Regions from separate parts of the Homo sapiens genome. Here region 2 is linked to region 1. Evidence: read pairs that join two places in POLR2A ChIA-PET (ENCODE). Cell type or tissue: OCI-LY7. All regions are shown on one strand. Links, peaks and the distances in the headings refer to the core of each region. The heading gives the core; the rest is flanking DNA. Region 1 overlaps HRK (harakiri, BCL2 interacting protein). Region 2 overlaps SPRING1 (SREBF pathway regulator in golgi 1).

Region 1 (5,371 bases), core at 235-5,234:
CTTTGGAAATCCAGCTGCAGAAACAGACACCCCAATGCTATTTACATACAGCTCTATATATATAAAAAAAGAAAATATGAATATTACGTATCAGTGCATGCCTTGTTGAGGACGTGGTTGCCTTCCTTTTCTGCACCTTGCGATGTGAACTTTGATATTCTGTAATGTCTGGGGCGCCAGAAGAGAGATGCCTGCTGTGTACTTAGAAACTATTTGCAAAGACTGGTGGGAATTAGCCCCAGCATCGGCCAACTGCCTGGGGATAGATGCTGGTGGAATAAGAGGTAACAGTGCAAAAGGCATGATAGAAAAAAAAAGTGAGGACTTGGGACCGATTGTGTAGGGGCAGTCTGGGATGCCTCCATTTCTTGACTCGTCCTAGCCTCTCCCTCTGTACTTACCTAGGTCGATCGCTAGATCCCACTGTCACGTCAAGAGAAATGGGATTTTTGTGTCTCTGGTGCTTCACTTAAAATTTTGCTGGTGCTAAGTGCGTTCCTGCTGGTGCTGCTGTGGTATTCTGTTGACAGACTTGGAAGGCCAGGGGACAAGAGAGATTTCTATTTTGCTGTTTCAGATTCTTTTTTTTTTTTTTTTAAGGGACAAGTTGCAAAAGTGCCACTTGAGAGTCTCTTCTCTTCTTCTACCTGGGGACGAATATCCAGAGGTGGTTTGGAGCAAACCTTGGGGTCTAGGAGGGAGGATGGCATTGAGAGGCTTGCTGGTTATGAGGCAGAAAGCTGACCTCATGCATGACTTGGTTGCTATCTCCCCCACCCCCACAAAAGTGTCCTCGGAGTTCAGCCCACAGCCTCCTCCACTCCCCAAGGGGATTTCAGGGTTTAGGTTTTATGGATTAAAGAGCCAAGAAATGGCTACATTCTGTTCAAAGATGATTTATAACCGGGGGATGTTGTGGGAGGGAGTGGGCCATTTAAATGAAATGCACCAGCATCTCACTGATTGACAGAGGTCTGATTTTTTTCCCCCCAAGGATAAGCTACTATTTTCAGAAGTTTCTAGAAGGGCTAAAAAAAGATGTGTGCTGGACGGAGACTTGGCTGCAAAGACTCTTCAGGGAGCAGTGATTATTTTTTGCTTTCATTTTCGAAAAATCCAACATAAGCAGGTATTCTTCCTCTGTGCAGGATACCACACACTGCCATTTTCAAAGCCGAGGTGGCGAGGTGTCAGGCTGCAGATTCGGACGGTCATTCTCCAAGGCTGGATTTGCAGGTCACCACCCGGTACCTATAGACAGAGGGTCCAGCAGGCTGGTTAGCAGACACCGCTCCAGTTCTAAGACGCCAGCAGTGGGATCCATGTTTAAGGTGGATGCGGCTGAAATGGGAATTATCCCCCCACAGGCTTTGCTGTACAGTTCTAAGAAGCCAGCAGTGGGATCCACATTTGTTAAGGTGGATGCGGCTGAAATGGGAATTATCCCTCCATAGGCTTTGCTGTAAATGACCAGGTCCTTTAGAATGTACAACCTCTCAGTGCTGCTGCAAGCTGGGAGCTGGATTTCTTTCTGTCTTCCTTTTAAAATCCGTTCCTTGTGTTTTCCTAAATAGCCCTTTAAAGAGAAATGCAACCCCAGGGCTGCTGAATGCCAGGGAAGACTCCCCCACCCCGCAGCTTTGAACTCAGCAAACCAAAAAAAAAAAAAGAAGAATAATGCTTATTTTGGGAGAACGTGTTTCTCCTCATTACTCGTGCCCTCCCCCTAGCTGATGTTTGCAGGGGACCCTCGCTTAGCTGGGGACTGCAGAGAGCAGTGGGTAATATTCCCACAAAGCTACGAACTTAGAGAAGGCAAATTCATTAGAATAATATGAAATACAGTCACTGCTTCTATTTAATCACTTTCTTAGCCACAGACTAGGGTCTTTCCAGCTCCCCCCATTTTCTGGGGAGGGGCGTCCATTACTACACAGCTGTATCCAATCACAGTTCTCTGCTTCTTTAAGGCTGTACCTTCAAGATCGTAGTGGGGGCATGCTGACCACCTGTAGACACAGGAGAAGATGAAAGGTGAGAGGATCCCTTTTTCAGCCCCGACTTGCCTACTGGCTTTTGATGTTTCCCCTGGAGGATACAAACTCCAAACGCTGGGGTTGGCATTTTGGGTGATTTTGATTTCAATGAAGCCACTTTGCTGAGAGAACTGGGGCACCCACGACCTCCTGATAGAGCTTCTCAGCCAAGTCCCTTGTAGATATTCTCCTGTTTTATTAGAGACCACGTATTTATCGAATCCTGACCTTTCCTTGCACATCATTCATTGGAGTGCACTTCTCGACTGCCCCGATTTTTGACACGGGGTTGTTTTTAATGCTTGTTTTTATATGAGATTTGACTTCTTGATGGACATTTGTATTAGGAAATTGAAGCATGATATATATGTATATATTGTCTCCACCATCTCTCCTGTTGTATTACTTGGATTGCATGAGATAGTGGGGTGGTTCTTGTTTTTTAAAAAATATTTCCACAGTGTGCAAAGTGCTGGCAACATCCCTCCCTCTCCTCCACCGCTCCCCCACTTTTCTCTGGCTGCCAAGGAGTCATTGATTTTGATTAGCTTCACTGCAGAGCGTCTGTGAAGAGAGAGAGAGAGAAAGGGAGGGAGGCTTTGAAATAAATTTTAAAAAAGACCTCATATCGGGTTTCAGCAGACAGCAGTGTGTGTGTGTGTGTGTGTGTGTGTGTGTGTGTGTGTGTGTGTGTGTGACCGTACAAGCAGAGGGAGGCCTCTGAGATCATCGTTTAGGTAGCTTGCTGCATAATGAGATGAAGAGACTTTTGCCTCTTCATTTCTGATGGTGCTGCTTGCTCTCAGAGAGTGGGGAGCCAGGAACCGCTGGGACTGGAGCCCCCGGGACTTCAACACTCCGAATGAGATCCAGTCCTTTCTGGAAGCTTCTCACCCCCACCTGATCTCCCACAAACAAATACAATCTCTTCAAATTTGGGGGTCCGTTTCCTATTCTCTTTGTTATTGGTGTAGCTTGAGTAGGAAGTTTCTCTGGGGAGCCCATTGGCCCCAATGGCTGCTGTCCATGGTCCTAGGCCGTGCGCATGTCCTAGACCCCAGTTCCTGTTTTGTTTTTTTTTGGGTTTTTTTTGGCCCTGCGCATCTCTTAGAGCCCAGTTCCTGTTTTTTTGTTCGTTTTTTTTTTTTTTTTTTAGCCGCCTTCATTTGGATACTGGGGACTTCTTTTCCACTTCTTCTTCTTCTTCTATTTTATTTTGAGACAGAGTCTCACTCTGTCACCCAGGCTGGAGTGCAGTGGTGCGAGCTCAGCTCACTGCAACCTCCACCTCCCAGGTTCAAGCGATTCTCCTGCCTCAGCCTCCTGAGTAGCTGGGATTACAGGCACCCACCACCACGCTCGGCTAATTTTTGTATTTTTAGTGGAGATGGGGTTTTACCATGTTGGCCAGAGTGGTTTTGAACTCCTGGCCTCAAGTGATCCACCTGCCTTGGCCTCCCAAAGTGCTGGGATTACAGGCATGAGCCACCGAGCTCAGCCTCCACTTCTTATTTTGATTCTTTTCTGTTTTGATGGTGAGAGGAAAGGGTGATTTACCCAATACTGTCACAGAAAAATGAAACTGTGACTGGTTTTCACAATGTATGTAGCTGATCTCATGTTCTCCTATTATTATGTTTCTGACAGTGATAAAATATCACTCTCCCTCCCTGGGGCATTAGAGGAGTCCTCACCCACCCACCTCCTACACAAGTATCTTTTAGGGACAGTGGCTCACCATTGTGGACTTTTTGAGTGTCCACCTGATATTACAAGTTGCATTGACCAGAACACAGATTTTGCTCTTCTGTGTCAATACCCATTTCTTTTCTGAAGGTCAGAAGTTGGTTAAGGGTTTGGGGGACCAGCTAGACACTCTTCTTAGTCCCATGGAGCTGACTGGAAGTTCCATGAGGGGAGGAAATTGATGTCAAAGTGTCATTTTAAAGCTTAAGCTGAAAGTTTATTTTTTAAATTCTCATTCATTCATTTAGCATATATTGATTGAGCATCTACAATGTGCCAGTTGTAGAATTCCATCTCAGAAGAGACTTGACTTGTGGATGGTGGAGGGGCAGTCCTGCTCGGAAGCAGATGATGTGAAATGTTCCTTTCCAGTCTGGTTCACGATGTTTAACAGATTTGTCAGGTCACCACTGTGACCCCAAGCTTTGCTGGCAGATTGTTATATAGTATTTACTGAGAGCCCTGCTATCTGGTAAAGGCAGTTAAAAAGCCTGCAATCTCGACTCATTTCCAGCATGAACAGACTGGTCCTTGCTGCTTTACACAATAATCAAAGCTACCTTTTATGGCGTGCTCGCCACTCCCAAGCACTGGGCGAAGTGCTTTACCCGTCTTCCCCTCCGCGATGCCTCATGCCCACTTTAGCAGATAGTACTGTTAGCATTCCCATTTTACAGTGGAGGAAGCTGAGGCTCAGAGAGGTTAAGCAACTTAGCTGAAGGCCACACCACCAGCGAAGTGCCTGAGCCAAGATTTGGACTCGAGTCCATGGGACCCCCACGCTCGTGAGCTGACTGCTCTGCTCCACTGGGTCCCTTCATGAGGTCGTCCCACAGCACTGCTAGTTCCAGGGCGAGTGCCAGCACATGGCCCCACTGGGAGCCGGGGCCTGACTTAGGTCTACTGGAAAAAGTGTCACCTTTGGGGACACTCAAGGACAGGCTGGTTGGTTTCGTTGTGGATTTTATATACTCATGCCCTAACCCTGTGTTCCTGGTTTCTATAAGGCCCCGGGGAAGGTGCAAGGAATTTGCAAATAGGGCCTGTATGACTTATTTCCTAGGACACGGGAAGCTTTTCTTACCTCCTTTCTACCCTCTTCTCCAACCTGAACTCCCAAGTTTCTTCTCCTGAAGGTCTTTGCACTATAAGCGCCAAGGAGCCCGTGTGCGTGGCAGGGGCGGCTGGGAGGGTATCTGGAGAACCTTAGTGAGGCCTCTGGCCTAGCCAGAGAGGCAATAAGCTTGGGGACGTTCCGTTCTGGGTTCTGACGTTGTTGGTTCTGACGTCGTTGTGCTCTTTTGTAAGAGGAATTTCATACCTTGGAGACGCTTTGTACATATTTGTAATGACTTTATTAAAAAACTGATTGTGCACTTCTAGCCAAAGACATTTGTGTTTTCATTTCCTTTTGGAAGGCTGGCCCTCATAGACTCTGGGAGTACCCAGCTGCATAACAGGGACAGGATCCCTGCCCCTGGCTCCTGCCTGCCCCAATGTTCCCTTGGGCAGAAGGCCAGACACTTCCTTCTCTCCTCTAATTCCTAAGATCCACCGCCCCGCCCAAACCCTGAAGGGAAGGACTGGCC
Region 2 (5,371 bases), core at 1-5,000, 140 kb after region 1:
TTGTTCTACTGGTGCCTCCTGCTTTTGAACAGACTTTGTTTTCTAAAGTAGTTTCTGAAAACAACCTTATACTTCAGCAAGTCTCCTTCTCTGAGGATGAAGAAGCTGGGGTGTTTGGAATGCAGTGATGTGGGGAGCAGCTGCTCTGCACCTGTGGGCCTGAACGTGCACCTGGGAGCTCATGTGTGCACCTGGGACTTTCCTCGGGGCCAGTGGTGGCCCTTGTGGACCTATCCTTACATTTTTCTGTCCCATTCCCAGAAGGATGTAGAGAAATGTCTGCTTAGCAGCTCTGAACAATACATTAGCTTTTGTAAGAAGATTTTTTCTCTAAAGTTGGCCATGAATGGGCTGGGTTGGAAGGGGCATGTGTATATAGATGATGAGATTTATAAGAAGTTGAGGGGGGGATTAAGAGGTTTTTTTCTTTCTTGAGTATTAGAGAACTGCATTCCCAAAGGCCAAAGGGTGATTGAGTCCGTGGCACGTACACGTATAAATCAGTTTATAAGGGTTAGATGTGAATATTTCTATTTTTGTAATCTCCAAATTAGTCAGTATGCAGCGAGCATCTGAAAGATATTTGTAAAGAGTGGTTTGTTTGTTAAATCTAGAAGGACCTCACTTTTGTGAATCAGTGCCTCGGTTTTTTTCTGTTTTAAACTTTTTGTTCAAAAAAGAATGACATTTTTCTTCAAGCACAGATGAGACGTTGGCTTGCATAGGTTAGAATAGGAGAACGTAGCCGTAGCTTGACCTGATGATGAAATCAGACATGTGCCAGCCGACTAAACAGTAGGTGTAGGTAGGTTCCGACGTGTAGCCTGGCGATAACAGGGGAGTGCCTGCTTCCTGGAAACGACTGCCTGGGGAAAGTAAGCCCCACTCACATTATGTCCAGTTTCCAGCTCTCCGGTGCTTAGGATGATGCCCCAGACTCCAGCTTCTGTCTGTGTACTTTCACTGCTGCTTCATGGTCATCCCTGGTAGGGAGGTGGCAAGGCTGCTGGTTTTATGCTAAGGTTGGTCTCTGACTTTCAGGCTACGTTTGCGAGAGGAAGGATTTGCTGGTAAATGGCTGCTGTAATGTCAACGTCCCTAGCACGAAGCAGTACTGCTGTGATGGCTGCTGGCCCAACGGCTGCTGCAGCGCCTATGAGTACTGTGTCTCCTGCTGCCTGCAGCCCAACAAGGTATGGGGAGTTGATCCTGGTTCTGCGGCTCCTTTTTTCTTTCGGCCTCTGTTTTATGATGAGCATTAGGCTCTTCATGTGAGATTCCTCTGAAAATAAAACTTAGAAAGGAGCTTTGTAGGTGTCAGAAATTGCTGCACAATAGCTTTTATCTAAGGAAAGGAGGTGGTTCCCAGTTGCTTGAATGGTTCTTTTGCAGAATGGATCATTGTATTGCTAATCACATATCTAATGAATAAGATACCCAGGGTGTTTTGGCATGCACGTGTGTGCACGCGTGTGTCCTTTCCCCTCCCTCCTTTTCTCCTCCTCTTCCCCCCTTCCCTGTATCAGCATTCTCTTAGTTTAGGAGAGATAGCCAAGGTCACCTTGTGCTGGCTTAGGTAATTTATTACAGGCACTAACTTTTGTTTCCATAGCAACTTCTCCTGGAGCGCTTCCTCAACCGGGCAGCCGTGGCATTCCAGAACCTCTTCATGGCAGTCGAAGATCACTTTGAGTTGTGCCTGGCCAAATGCAGGACCTCATCTCAGGTCAGAAGCTGTGATGTCTCTAGCTGTGGGATGGCAGCTGACGGGTTAGAAGGAAACTAGAAAATACACACTGTCGATCCTTTTGGTGGGGTGGTAAGGGAGAAGAGACTCGAAGCCGTGTCACGCTTTGTTTGGTGTGATGATAGTATTTAAAATGTCAACGTGAGATTTATACAAGTTAGGGGAGGTGAAGCATTTATATTAAATCAAGGTCTAATCAACTGGCATCTCTTCTATGTGGTTGGTACATTTGTTCCTTAAGTGGAAGCTTAAAATTATTTTTAAGTCTGGTAGAGTCCTAATAGTCAGCTTCTAAGAGAAGGCCCTCCTCCCTGTCTTTGAAATTTGACTAAGGCTTTCCAGTAACCACTTGTTTAGAGTAAGTAGCAATTTGTTCTGGGATGGAGTCGCTGTTTATTTTAGGATTCAAGGGGATGAGGCAGGTGAATGTTTAAAAATACACGAATAAATCTGTAGGCTGTCAGGCTCTCAATACATATTAGCGTGCTGTCATTAAATGCTTCACTCTTTTGGCATTAAATATTATTGCACCTGCTGCTGAAAGCATCTGAAAGTCTTTTGCCTTTTCATCACTGTCTCCTCGGCTCTCAGCTATTGTGGTTGGGCAGTTGTCATAGCTCTCTTTGTAAAATCACCAGACGTGTTTATTATACAAGCACACTTCTTCTGGCTCCTATTCATGGTGTCTCTAAGATTTTACTGGCTTCGTCTGAGATAACGGACTCATTTGTCATTCTCCAAAGCTCTTGTACCCTTTGCCAGATTTCTGTAGTCCACCTTTGGATTTTATGCCCCTTCTCATGTCTCTGGTTTGTTCTGCGAGCATTCAGTATCATTGGGTAAATGTTTCAGGGATTATAATGAGCATTTGAAAACATTAAGAAATTCCTGATGGTCTTGTTTTGCTTGAAGAGCTTTCCACTTGAATGAGCTTTAAAGGAAATGAGGAGGAAGGCTGAACACATGACTCATTTTGATTCAGATTCTCTCTCATTCTGAGAAACGCTAGAAAAGGCGAAGTATTTTCTTTCCTTCACTGATAAAACCCAGGAATTATTTCCAGTCTTCAGTGAAGCTACTATACTTTAGGACTTGGTCTTTTTTACCATAAAAAGATTTCCCAATTGCCATTTGATTTGTTTTGATAAAAGTATCCCAAGAAAGAGAAGACTTGGCTATATGTCTGTTAAATTGGATGAATATTTACAAGTTTGTTGCTTAGCATTGGTCTTGGACTAATTAATGAATTCTAGACTAGCCAAAAACCCAAGTTGCTTGTATGAAAACAAATTGCTGAAAAATTAGCCATCAGGAATGATTGTCTGCTTTAAATCACACTTCCAATTTGCTTAGCCAAATGAGGCTTGCATGGTATTGTAGGATTTGGCTCATGCCCCAAATTTTTAGGTACATAAACTTTATGAAAGCAATTTAAAGTGCATCTCCTTAGTGTCTCTGCAGGGTTCCTTACGGGAACTGAGTGAAGCTCAGGATCAGGTGCAAAACACCCATTGGATCTTAGACTGTTTCAAGTAATTTGAGGAAAAGTAGTTGTCTTGAGTCACCAGGTCACAGCAAAGTTATTTAAAAACTCACTGGTGTACATAAAAAGAAACAGTCCCACAGCGATGTTATGTCTGTGTTCATGCTCTTCATTGGCATTCTGGGTTGAGCATTCTTCTTTGTTCCAGAAAGTGCCCTGGAGCCTTTAGTGACATTTGGAGATGGACTCGGCCAGCCCCCTGCAGGGAGAGTCTGACAGTCCCGATCCACTCTCACTCTTCCGAGAGGGAGGTGTGTGAAGCTGTGCTCGCTCTCACTGCGCTCTTATTTTCCTTTTGCCAACAGAGCGTGCAGCATGAGAACACCTACCGGGACCCCATAGCAAAGTATTGCTATGGAGAAAGCCCGCCCGAGCTCTTCCCCGCTTGACGGGTGCAGCGGACTTGCTCCAGCCTGGGTGAGGAGGCCCCGCTGAAGAACTCGCCTCCTGGGACCCAGCTTCAGCCATCGGGCCAGGCTGCAGGAAGAAGACAAAGGCAGCGTGAGGAAACCTTGGCTTTGACCCCTTCTCGTGTTGTCATCTTTGGCTTCGCTCACCACCCGGGCTTACCAGATGGAACTCTTCTGTAAAGCAGCTTGGCCCCTCCAGCCAGTCCCATTCGGGAAAGATGAAACCGGAGGCCGGGCTCACGGTGGTGGTGGAGTTCTTGGATGACTCAGCCCTGGGACCTGCACAGGGACCTGTGACTTGTGTTCATCGGGGGCCGGTGTCACTTCCAGTTTTGATCCAGGCTCTTTCACTGTAAAATTATTTATTGGATTCCTTTGGAGTAATGGGAACATTCTAATGTTTTATGTAGGAAAATGCCTTGCCATTCTAGTTGAATATGTTCAAGGAAATTATTTTTGTTGTTGTTCTGTGTTCTCGAGTTTCAGGAGTTAAATCATTCTTCCACCCAGATACAACATTTTCTCTTTTAGGACGTGAATATTCTCTCTAGGCAGTTATTTTTGTTTGTATTTCGACAGTATCAAGCATAGGCCCTGAACGTGACCTGTTAGCCATATCCTGACGTGTAAAATTATCTAAAAACTCAGACACTCTTCCATTCTAATCTAACTGCACGATTTCTAACAGTGGGCACCATGTGCCTGCCCTCAGGTTATTTTCCAGTGGTAGTCGAATGTGCTCATATACCCTATGGAGAGCACTGTTTTAGCAGAAATCTAATTTCTCTTCCTGGAGGAATTTGTTCTCATTTCTTTTGCCACTTAAAATTAACTGTGGGCTACTCAGCCAGGGTACAGTGGGAGCCTCAGGAAGGTCAGAGGCAACCTCCTCCCCTGTTCTATCAATAGAAACCCAACGTTGAGGCAATTCCTAAACAGACGCACCTCGTAGCTTGCTGTATGTGTTTATTCTTTATTGCTTTCAGCTTTGGGGCTGTAACAGGTACAAATATTTGGTTTCCCTATGATTTATAGAGAAGAAGAAGAAACCCAGCTTTCTATCAGAGCACTGCAAGAGAAGAGTCTTACACCTGCCCTCAGTGGGAGATGAGAATGGTCATTATGACTTAGAGAATGCTACACGTGTAGGTTGCTGGTGTGTCCTGAATCCACAGGCATAAAGCACTCCCCATTTTTCCTACTGTAATGCAGATTCTCCGGCTCAAGGTCTAGAATATTTGATCCTAAGATCAAGACATCATGCCCTTCGAATAGTACTGCTCTTTGTTTTCAGGAGTCACGTGAACACACAACTCTCCTATATTCCTCACGAACCTCAGGATTGAGCAAGGTCTTTGTAATTTTTTTGGTTCACTTTATTGACCTGGGAGCAAGGTGCTAATTCTGTGGTCAGTATTCAATGTTTTTTTCAGTGGAGCTTTTTCTTTGGGCCATATTTGCCTTCTAATACATTCCTGCAATATGTAGTGGTGATTTCCCTTAGCTTCCTCCTACTACCTCTTATACTCATCTCCCCAAATTATTTGCCTCCCTTAAATAAGTTTTCCTAGAAGGTAAGCTGGTCAGGCAATTTGAAAAATATTAGATCCCAAGAAATCTATTCCGTTTGCATTGGACTTCTCGGATTCCATGTGTTTGCAGCAGGACTAC

What was found. Peaks named below come from ENCODE experiments on the same cell type or tissue, not always from the same donor. Only the 100,000 strongest peaks of a DNase experiment are listed, where the experiment ranks them.
Region 2: POLR2A ChIA-PET joins it to region 1 with 8 read pairs; 3 of 35 experiments call an interaction of 5 or more read pairs at or near these places.

Annotation. Positions count from the first base shown.
Region 1 is chr12:116,855,937-116,861,307 of GRCh38, reverse strand. HRK (harakiri, BCL2 interacting protein) reads left to right here. Exons shown (of 2, transcript NM_003806.4): 2 at 1-5,164. Among named protein-coding and RNA genes, the nearest start is that of HRK, 23 kb to the left of the region's middle. In OCI-LY7, for the core only: no CTCF peak of the experiment used is centred there; DNase peaks (open chromatin) are centred at 758, 2,047, 2,787 and 3,087; H3K4me3 peaks cover 3,781 bases; H3K27ac peaks cover 4,281 bases.
Region 2 is chr12:116,716,118-116,721,488 of GRCh38, reverse strand. It overlaps SPRING1 (SREBF pathway regulator in golgi 1), which reads left to right. Exons shown (of 5, transcript NM_024738.4): 3 at 1,042-1,193; 4 at 1,613-1,726; 5 at 3,596-5,371. The coding sequence ends at 3,679. Among named protein-coding and RNA genes, the nearest start is that of SPRING1, 19 kb to the left of the region's middle. RefSeq lists enhancers at 3,238-3,767, 3,768-4,297. In OCI-LY7, for the core only: no CTCF peak of the experiment used is centred there; a DNase peak (open chromatin) is centred at 122; H3K27ac peaks cover 496 bases.